Linked DNA regions of Homo sapiens: region 1 is linked to region 2. The links are chromatin contacts, found by Hi-C or POLR2A ChIA-PET in ENCODE. All regions are on one chromosome and are shown on one strand. Each heading gives the region's core, a stretch centred on a gene start or an enhancer-like site at or near the end of the contact. The rest is flanking DNA. Distances are from core to core; before and after follow the strand shown. Region 1 holds the start of PNPLA5 (patatin like domain 5, triacylglycerol lipase). Region 2 overlaps SULT4A1 (sulfotransferase family 4A member 1).

Region 1 (3,538 bases), core at 326-2,825, 44 kb before region 2:
CTGGGTCCTTCCCGCAATGGAGATAGCCTGGGGTACCTGCCACCAGGTGGGTGAGTCTGTGCAGGCCCATGGTCTTTGAGGCAAGGATGCCGCCCCTGGTGTGGGATCAGCAAAGCCCGGTACCGCCCACCTCTGTGGGAGGGGAGGCTGGGCTGGCCTGTCCCAGGGTGCCTTCTGCACCCAGTGCCCATGGGCAAGCTGCCCTTCACTCCCAGGTCAAGGAAGAGGTAGGTGTGAGGCTAAGAGAAGCAGATCCTCCCACCTCTTCCTCCGAAAATGACCCACCCAGGCCATGGGCTGAGCATTCAGTCCACAAACACTGTGCCACACTTCTTCCAGGCACAGATGGAGGACCTGGCCCTCAAGGAGCTCACATGAGAAGGCACTGATATGTGCCATGTGATTAAAGCAGTAACACAGGGATGGGCGCAGTGGCTCCTGCCTGTAATCCCAGCACTTTGGGAGGCTGAGGTGGGCAGATCATCTGAGGCCAGGAGTTCGAGACCAGCCTGAGCAGCATGGTGAAACCCTGTCTCTACCGAAAATAACAAAAATTAGCTGGGCGTGGTGGTGCGTGCCTGTAGTCCCAGCTACTTGGGAGGCTGAGGCAGGATAATTGCTTGAACCTGGGAGGTGGTGGTTGCAGTAAGCCGAGATTGTGCCACTGCACCCCAGCCTGGGTGACAGAGTGAGACTCTGCCTCAAAATTAAATAAATAAATAAATAACATAGCGGTTGCCATTGATTGTGCGCCACTTGATTAAAACAATCACCGTAGTAACCATTGTTTGTGTGCTTATCCAGTGCCGGGCGCTATTCCAAACACGTTACTTGCATTAACTCTAATCCTTACCGGTCCTATGGAGTAAGTAATGTTATTATCCCCACTTGATGGATGAGAAAACTGAGGCACAGATCAGTTAAATTATCCAGGGTCACCAGCCAAGACATTCTGGAGCCAGAATTGGAGCCCAGACAGCCCTAATCACTACAAACCCAAGTTCTTGGAGCTTTGCAGTTTATAAAGCACTTTCCAATGGATTGATTAGGGGAGGAGGGAGGAGGTGGGATGTTTGAGCAGGCTGTAGTGGTAGGTGAGGCTTGGAGAGCGGGTGAGCCAGGGGAAGGTGCAGTGGTGCTGGCTGGAGCGGAGGCTGGCCCCGAGACCTCTCTTTCCCTCAAGTCCCTCCCTGGAACCAGCACAGCTGCGGACTTAAGCCTGGTTTGACCCCAAAGACCAGGTGTCCTGGGTCCGACTCTGCCACTTCCTGGCTGTCACCATCCTGGGCTGCGCCTCAGTTGCCTCATTTGCGTAATGAGGACTGGAATAACATCTGCCCAGACTACCAGAGATCAGGCAAGATTTGGTCCCACTCCCCTGCCGTGTCACCCAGAAATCTATGACCCGATGCGGATCCGGGGCGGGCGCGTGGGGGCGGCGCCAGCGTATACACAGCGCGCGGGCACTTCTGGGGCACACCTGGCGCACAACTGGAGTGGGGGCTGATCGCGACCCGGGGACTTCATTGGCTGGGGCGCAGGTGACGCAGCCCGGGGGCGGCGCAGGGAGCACCAGCACCAGCCCCAGCCCGGCTCCCTCCAGAGCCCACATTTGGGCCCAGCCCCGTCCAAGGCTGCATCCCGGCCCTATCCCGGGTCACGGAGTGACCCTTCCTCGTCCCGATCACCCCGCCCGGTCCACCCGCCATGGGCTTCTTAGAGGAGGAGGGCAGATGGAACCTGTCCTTCTCCGGCGCCGGCTACCTGGGCGCCCACCACGTGGGCGCCACCGAATGCCTGCGCCAGCGAGCCCCGCGCCTCCTCCAGGGCGCCCGCCGCATCTACGGTTCCTCGTCTGGGGCGCTCAACGCAGTCAGCATCGTCTGCGGCAAGTCGGTCGGTGAGTCCCGGACCGCGGGGGCGAAAAGGGGCGGGGACAGCTTAATGAAAGCGGATCGAGCCCAGAGACGCTGGTGCCTGGCGCTGTGCTCTGCGCCCTCTACCCCCGGCACAGCCTCATTTAATCCCATGAGAACACCGAGTGCTGGGGACTAGGTGACCCCCATTTGCAGAGGAGGGATCGTGGCTCAGAGCCAGAAACTCTGTTTCCCAGGTCGGCGGGGCAAAAAGTGAAAAGGTGAACGGATCATTTGAATCCGGGGCCGAGCCCAGAAATTCTGAGCTGGAGTGGGGAGGACCCCGCTCCCACTGCACCTAGGAGGGCAGTGGGGGTGTGGAGGGACTGGCAGGATCCCTGGGCGCTGAGGTCTCCCTTTCCCTGCCCCCACTGCAGACTTCTGCTGCTCCCACCTCCTGGGCATGGTTGGGCAGTTGGAGCGGCTGAGCCTAAGCATCCTGCACCCGGCCTACGCGCCCATCGAGCACGTCAAGCAGCAGCTGCAGGATGCTCTGCCCCCCGACGCCCACGTCCTGGCCTCCCAGCGGCTGGGCATTTCGCTGACCCGCTGGCCTGACGGACGCAACTTCTTGGTCACTGACTTCGCCACCTGCGATGAGCTCATCCAGGTGTGGGGCGGGGGGTGCCCAGGGCTTGGCTGGTGGGCGGGCTCCATCTAGTCCAGAGTGACATCCAGGTACTTCCCCGTCAGACGTTTCTGCAGGGGCGGAAGGAGGGAGGGCGGGTGGACCTGTTTGTAGGTGAGGAAACTGAGGCCCAGAGAGGGTCGGCAGGGTGGGTCTGGAGACTTTCCAGGTTGCTGCACACAGAAGGGTCTGGCTGGGGCCCGGCAGAGTCAGGCTGCTGAGTCAGGGCCCCCACAGGGACTGCTCTTTCCAGAGGGCAGCTGGCTAGCCCCAGCCTCCACCCCACTCCATCCTCCCGCCGCTTTTTGGCGGTGGGTTGACATTTATTGAACACCTATTATGTGCCAGTCACTATTCTAGGCACTGTGACTGTAACAGGGAGCAAAACAGACAGAAACCCTTGCCTTCCTGGGGCTTCTATGCTCAGTGGTTCTGGGGGGCAGGCGGTATCGATAATGAACTCATCTCCAAGTAAGGAGGTAAGGAACCATCCAGTATTGAAATGAAATAGGATGTCTAAAAAAGATGCTTCACATACACCCTGACACTATTATTTGCCAATAGTGTGTACGCGCACGCTCAAGTGCAGGCACACAGTGTGACAACCAAAAATGTCTCTGACATTGTTAGGTGTCCTGTAGGGGAGAAAATCACTCCTAGTTGAGAACCACCAACCCAGAGCTTGCAAACTTTTGAATATAGGACTTTGTCTCATGGAACCCTTGGAAACGTCCCAACTCTCTCTGGGAGGTGCAGAACCCATCCTGGCCCTGACCAGATGGAGATGCAGGTGACAGTTTTGTTCCCACAGACTGATAACAGTCACGGCAGCTAATGTGTACTGAGCACCTACTATGTGCCAGGCCCCATCCCAACTGCTACACAGGCAAGGAGTCTGGGCCACTCTTTGGGGTCCCCGGCTGGCTTCCTCAGGAGCCTGCACCTGGCCTCCTTCCCTGCACACCCACAGAAAGAGGAGGTGGGTGTCAAGACA
Region 2 (4,064 bases), core at 1,369-3,868:
ACAAACAAGAGCAAAAATATAAGAAAAATGGAAGATTAATCCTGGAGTTCCAGAAAGGGAACAGAGTACGGAAGAGAGAAAATTATTGAAGCTAGATTTTCAGAATGTTCAGAGCTCAATAAAAGACACCCCCAACCCTTGCCAACTGTCTGGCCTAGTGAATGAGTAAACTGGGGCAAAGGGAAGATCTCAAAGCTCCCACAGAGAGAAAAATGGGCCCCCAGGATCTCAGCGGCACCATCGGCAGTGAGAAGACAGGATGACGGAAAGCGATCTCCAGCCTGGGCTTCTGTACCCGACCAGACTGTCCCTCACATGGGAGGTGGATGTGGACGTTTGCAGTCACCTCAGTCTCACATGCCCAGGAAGCAGCCCGGGCACCTGCAGTCAGGGGACGTGGAGAAAGGACCAGTGCACCCAAGGTAGGGGGAGGTCCAGGAAGATCCTGTGCAGCCATGCCAGGCCGTTCACTCAGATGAGGGAGGGAGAGCAGAGGGAACAGGGGCATGTCCCCAAGCAGCAAACAGGATCGAGCGAACACCCACCCATGTCTCTGGCCACGTTGAGGCTTGTTAGAGTTGTGGAAGGAATGATTAATAGCAATATAGAAAATGAAATAAGCAAACTAAGGCAGTTACCTACTCTGGGAAAAGTGAAATAGAATACAGAAGAGGAAATGTAATCACTACATGGTGTACTTTGCATTAAACACCAAATTAAGCCTTGAATTAAATCCAAAATCGTGCTGCGACTGTATCGGCAGGAGGGAAGCTTGTGAGTAAGGGAACTTGGCTAAGTCCTCATCTTTCGTAGTCGAAAATCATTAGCCCATCTAAAATGTGCAGATCATAAAATAATGATATCAGTACACTTTTTGGAAATTTGAGGGTAAAAATAATCTACCAAAGGTCTCCTTCCGGGGAGTGGGATTAGAGGAGGAGAGAACCGTGGGTCTTTGTGCCTTACAGGACTGACTTTTTCAACTAGGTGCAGGTGAAGCCAGACATTTCCCGACTGCTTCGCAGGCGGGAGCTGGAGTACACGAGTGCTGGAGTCAGCTGGCTGCTCTGGCACTGGCAGGGGTGGACTCCACTCACTCAAACCTCCTTCGTTCCACCCTCCAGGGAGGGAGCACGCAGGTGAGCGAGGCAGGAACAAACTTTGTACCAGCCCCGCAGCAGCACCTGGGGTTCAGAGGAAGTTTTCCAGTGCTCTTTTAACCCAGCTGTCGGGGCTTAAGTGTTACCAGCTCAGTGGGCCCCTCTGCCTTTTCATGTGAGGCGGCTGCCTTCTGCCAGCGAGGGTTAAGGGTCAGTGTGACAGCCTTTTGCACCTGCACTCGTGGCACCCGAGTTCTTGTCTGGCATCCAGGAGGAATGAGGCTGCATGAACGAATTGAAGATGGTAAATGTGGGGGATTTTATTGCTGATGAAAGTGGCTCTCAGCGGGAAGGGGAGCTGAAAATGGGACTGAGTGGGAAGGTTATCTTCCCCTGGAGTCTGGCCATCCCTGGCCAGACTCTCCGAAGCTACACCATGAGCCTGTTCCTCTGAAGTCACACTGCTTCTGTCCGATGTCCAACCGTAGTCTCTGACGTCCAGTTACTTTTTCTCTCTCTGCTGGCTGAATTCTGGGGTTTTTATAAGCACAGGATTGGGGGCAGGGAGTGGTTTTGGAAGAGATAACATCTGAGCGGGAAAACGGGGATGTAAGCTGTCACTTTGGGTCTTGGTATCAGGCCTTTTGGCTTGAGGGTGGGACCCCTGCTGGGGACCTGCCGTCTTCTGCCCCATCTTTCCCTGCCCCCTGTCCCTATCACAGGTGCAACTGGTGAATCCTGTGAGTGAAAATCAGAGGGTTTCAGCCACAGGGTCCTAGTGGTTTCCAGGCCATTCTGATCAGTTCTGATGCTTTCTGTGAGTTCTGGTGGGAATTTTGATGGGCTCTGTGCCCGGTGTTGAGACAGGCCATGCCCTAGAGTCCTGGGGAGTTCCACCCCAGAACAGCAGTGGCCTCCCACAGGCCTCGACCCAAGTCCAGGTGTCACTGTGCACTGCTCGCTGCTGCAGGGGGTATTGATCGGTTTGCCACTCAGAAGTGATTGCAGTGGTGTCAGCAGAAGCACTTCTGTGAATTACTGCTTCCAGCCGACTTGCGAAGAGCTGCTGGAGAGCGTTTGGCTCGAGTCACTGGCCAGCAGGTGGCTCTGCCCTGTTGGCTCCCCTGGTTTCTGTTTGAAAGCTTGACTCTTCCCCACTCAGGGTGGATCTACTGGGGCCTGGGCTGGCTTCCAGCTGCCCAGCTGTGATGAGGAAGATTGGTGCCCTCCCAGGCCCCCACCTCGGCAGCGGTGTATTTGCCCTCACTGCTCTGCAAGGGGCCCAGTGTGGCCACAGCCCCATGCCCCCTGTTTGTCCCACAGCAACATGACAGGCCTCACTAGGACTCCTCCACCTCTCACTCCTGCCTTGGCCCCACCTGGCCCTGCTGGGAAGCGACTCCAGCTCCAGGCGTGGCCCCCACTTCCCAGTGCCTTGTTTCCCTGTCAGTAAGGGCAGTGCTTGTGGACCCTCCTGCTCGAGGCTAGTGGAGGGAACCACAGGGTTGGCTGTGGGCATTGCTTTGCCTGCTCCAGGTGTGTGGCTTCATCGGTAGGTCCCAGGAGGGTCCGGTCCTGTGCTGTGGATGAGGGTTGCCAGGTTTGCTGTGAGACTGTGGCGTGTCCTTGCACGGGAGCAGGCCCTGTTGCTGGTGCCCCATCTTGATTTCAGTTGCTGAGTTGACATTTGTTTATATTGATTCTCTTTGGGCCTCAGCAGGTCACTTTGTGGCCCTTCTGCGTGTCATCTCCTTTGACCCCAGCAGCTCTGTGAAGAAGGGAGGGGCATCACCACCTCCATTTTCTGGAAGGTGGCAGGGATGGTGTCATTCCTGGGACTCCTGGGCCAGCCTGGAGCCTGGCACATAGTGAGCCCTCTGCTGAGTGAATAAAAGGCTCGCTGGGTGGGTGGGGGTACCTGTGCTGGGGTCAGAGCGCCAGGCAGGAATTAGGAGGGTGGTGGCAAGGCGGGTGGAGGGGAGAGCAGCAGAAGAGGATTCTCCCTCAGTCTCCAGAAAGGGGCGCAGCCCTGCCCACACCTCGACTTTGGGACTTCTGGCCTCCAGAACTGTGAGAGAATACGTTTCTTTTGTTTTAAGGCACCACGTTTTGGGTGATCTCCAGCAGCACCCCAGGAAACTAAAACAGTGACTAAGACCAGTTCCCTGCCCTCACAGGGCTTGCCCCAGCCAGGCACAGCGTGACAGTGTGCTAGGACAGTGTCCAGGGCTCTGTGGGACCAGGCAGGGGCACCTGATCGAGAGGCGTGTTGTTAGGGAGGGCTTCCTGCGAGCAGTGACCCACAGAGCAAGCCCAAGCTGGCCAGGCAGAGGGCAGCCTGTTGAAGGCTTTGGGCCACTGGGGCGCTGGGCTTGGAAGGGGGTGGGAGGCTGGCCAGAGAAGAGGGGGTGGGTGGAGGGCTGGCAGGGCCACATCACTGGGACCTCAGGAGCCCCTGGGTGCAGATGGCCACAGCAAGGGTGGGTGGAGGGGCTGTGCAGGGCTCATGCCCATGCCCAAGGGCACCACCAGGAGCATGGAGAGAGACCAGTGGGAGGAGTGCTGGGTGCCACAGCTTGGCGTCTGGCAGAGGGCCTTGCAGAGCTAGGGCTGTCTTCAAAGCTGGGTTTGATCTTTGGTTCCAAGTGCTTAGAAGTGTGCCTGGAATGGGGTAAGTGACCAGATAGTATAATGACCATTTTTCTTTGATCATGTTATCACATCTTGCCAGCTGGCTTTATGCCCTAGGAAGGCCGGGGCCTGTTCCCTGCGTGTTTCGTGGTGTGTGTTCTCGGTGCCCCTCCCTCCCTGATGCCCACGTTGACCTGCTGTTGAATTCTCCTGGAAGCTGGAAAACGTAAGGTCAGGAGGTGTTCAACCAGGAAATTGATGTGGCAGGCTGGAGAGAAGGGCCACGGGGACAGGGCCGGGTGGACCTGACGAGTCAAGAGCTTCCTTTGGCTG

What was found. Hi-C counts contacts between places; a loop is a spot of excess contacts on that map. ChIA-PET counts read pairs that join two places held with the same protein, here RNA polymerase II (POLR2A). Pooled maps may share reads with other maps.
Region 1: a map of sciatic nerve shows a loop between it and region 2 (5-fold over the local background). The contact joins the promoter of PNPLA5 here to the enhancer-like site in region 2. A Hi-C loop is called at or near these places in 4 of 168 maps with a recorded cell type or tissue (astrocyte of the cerebellum, colonic mucosa, heart right ventricle and 1 more) and 1 of 50 pooled maps. POLR2A ChIA-PET finds 5 or more read pairs at or near these places in 2 of 52 experiments (AG04449 and Panc1).

What each region holds. Positions count from the first base shown.
Region 1 is chr22:43,890,050-43,893,587 of GRCh38, reverse strand. It overlaps PNPLA5 (patatin like domain 5, triacylglycerol lipase), which reads left to right and starts at 1,575. Exons shown (of 9, transcript NM_138814.4): 1 at 1,575-1,900; 2 at 2,294-2,526. The coding sequence starts at 1,708.
Region 2 is chr22:43,847,030-43,851,093 of GRCh38, reverse strand. All of the region lies in intron 1 of SULT4A1 (sulfotransferase family 4A member 1), which reads left to right. Among named protein-coding and RNA genes, the nearest start is that of SULT4A1, 13 kb to the left of the region's middle. Within about 2 kb of position 2,618, at least 2 of the 41 ENCODE cell types and tissues checked have a DNase peak (open chromatin) inside an H3K27ac peak, as active enhancers do.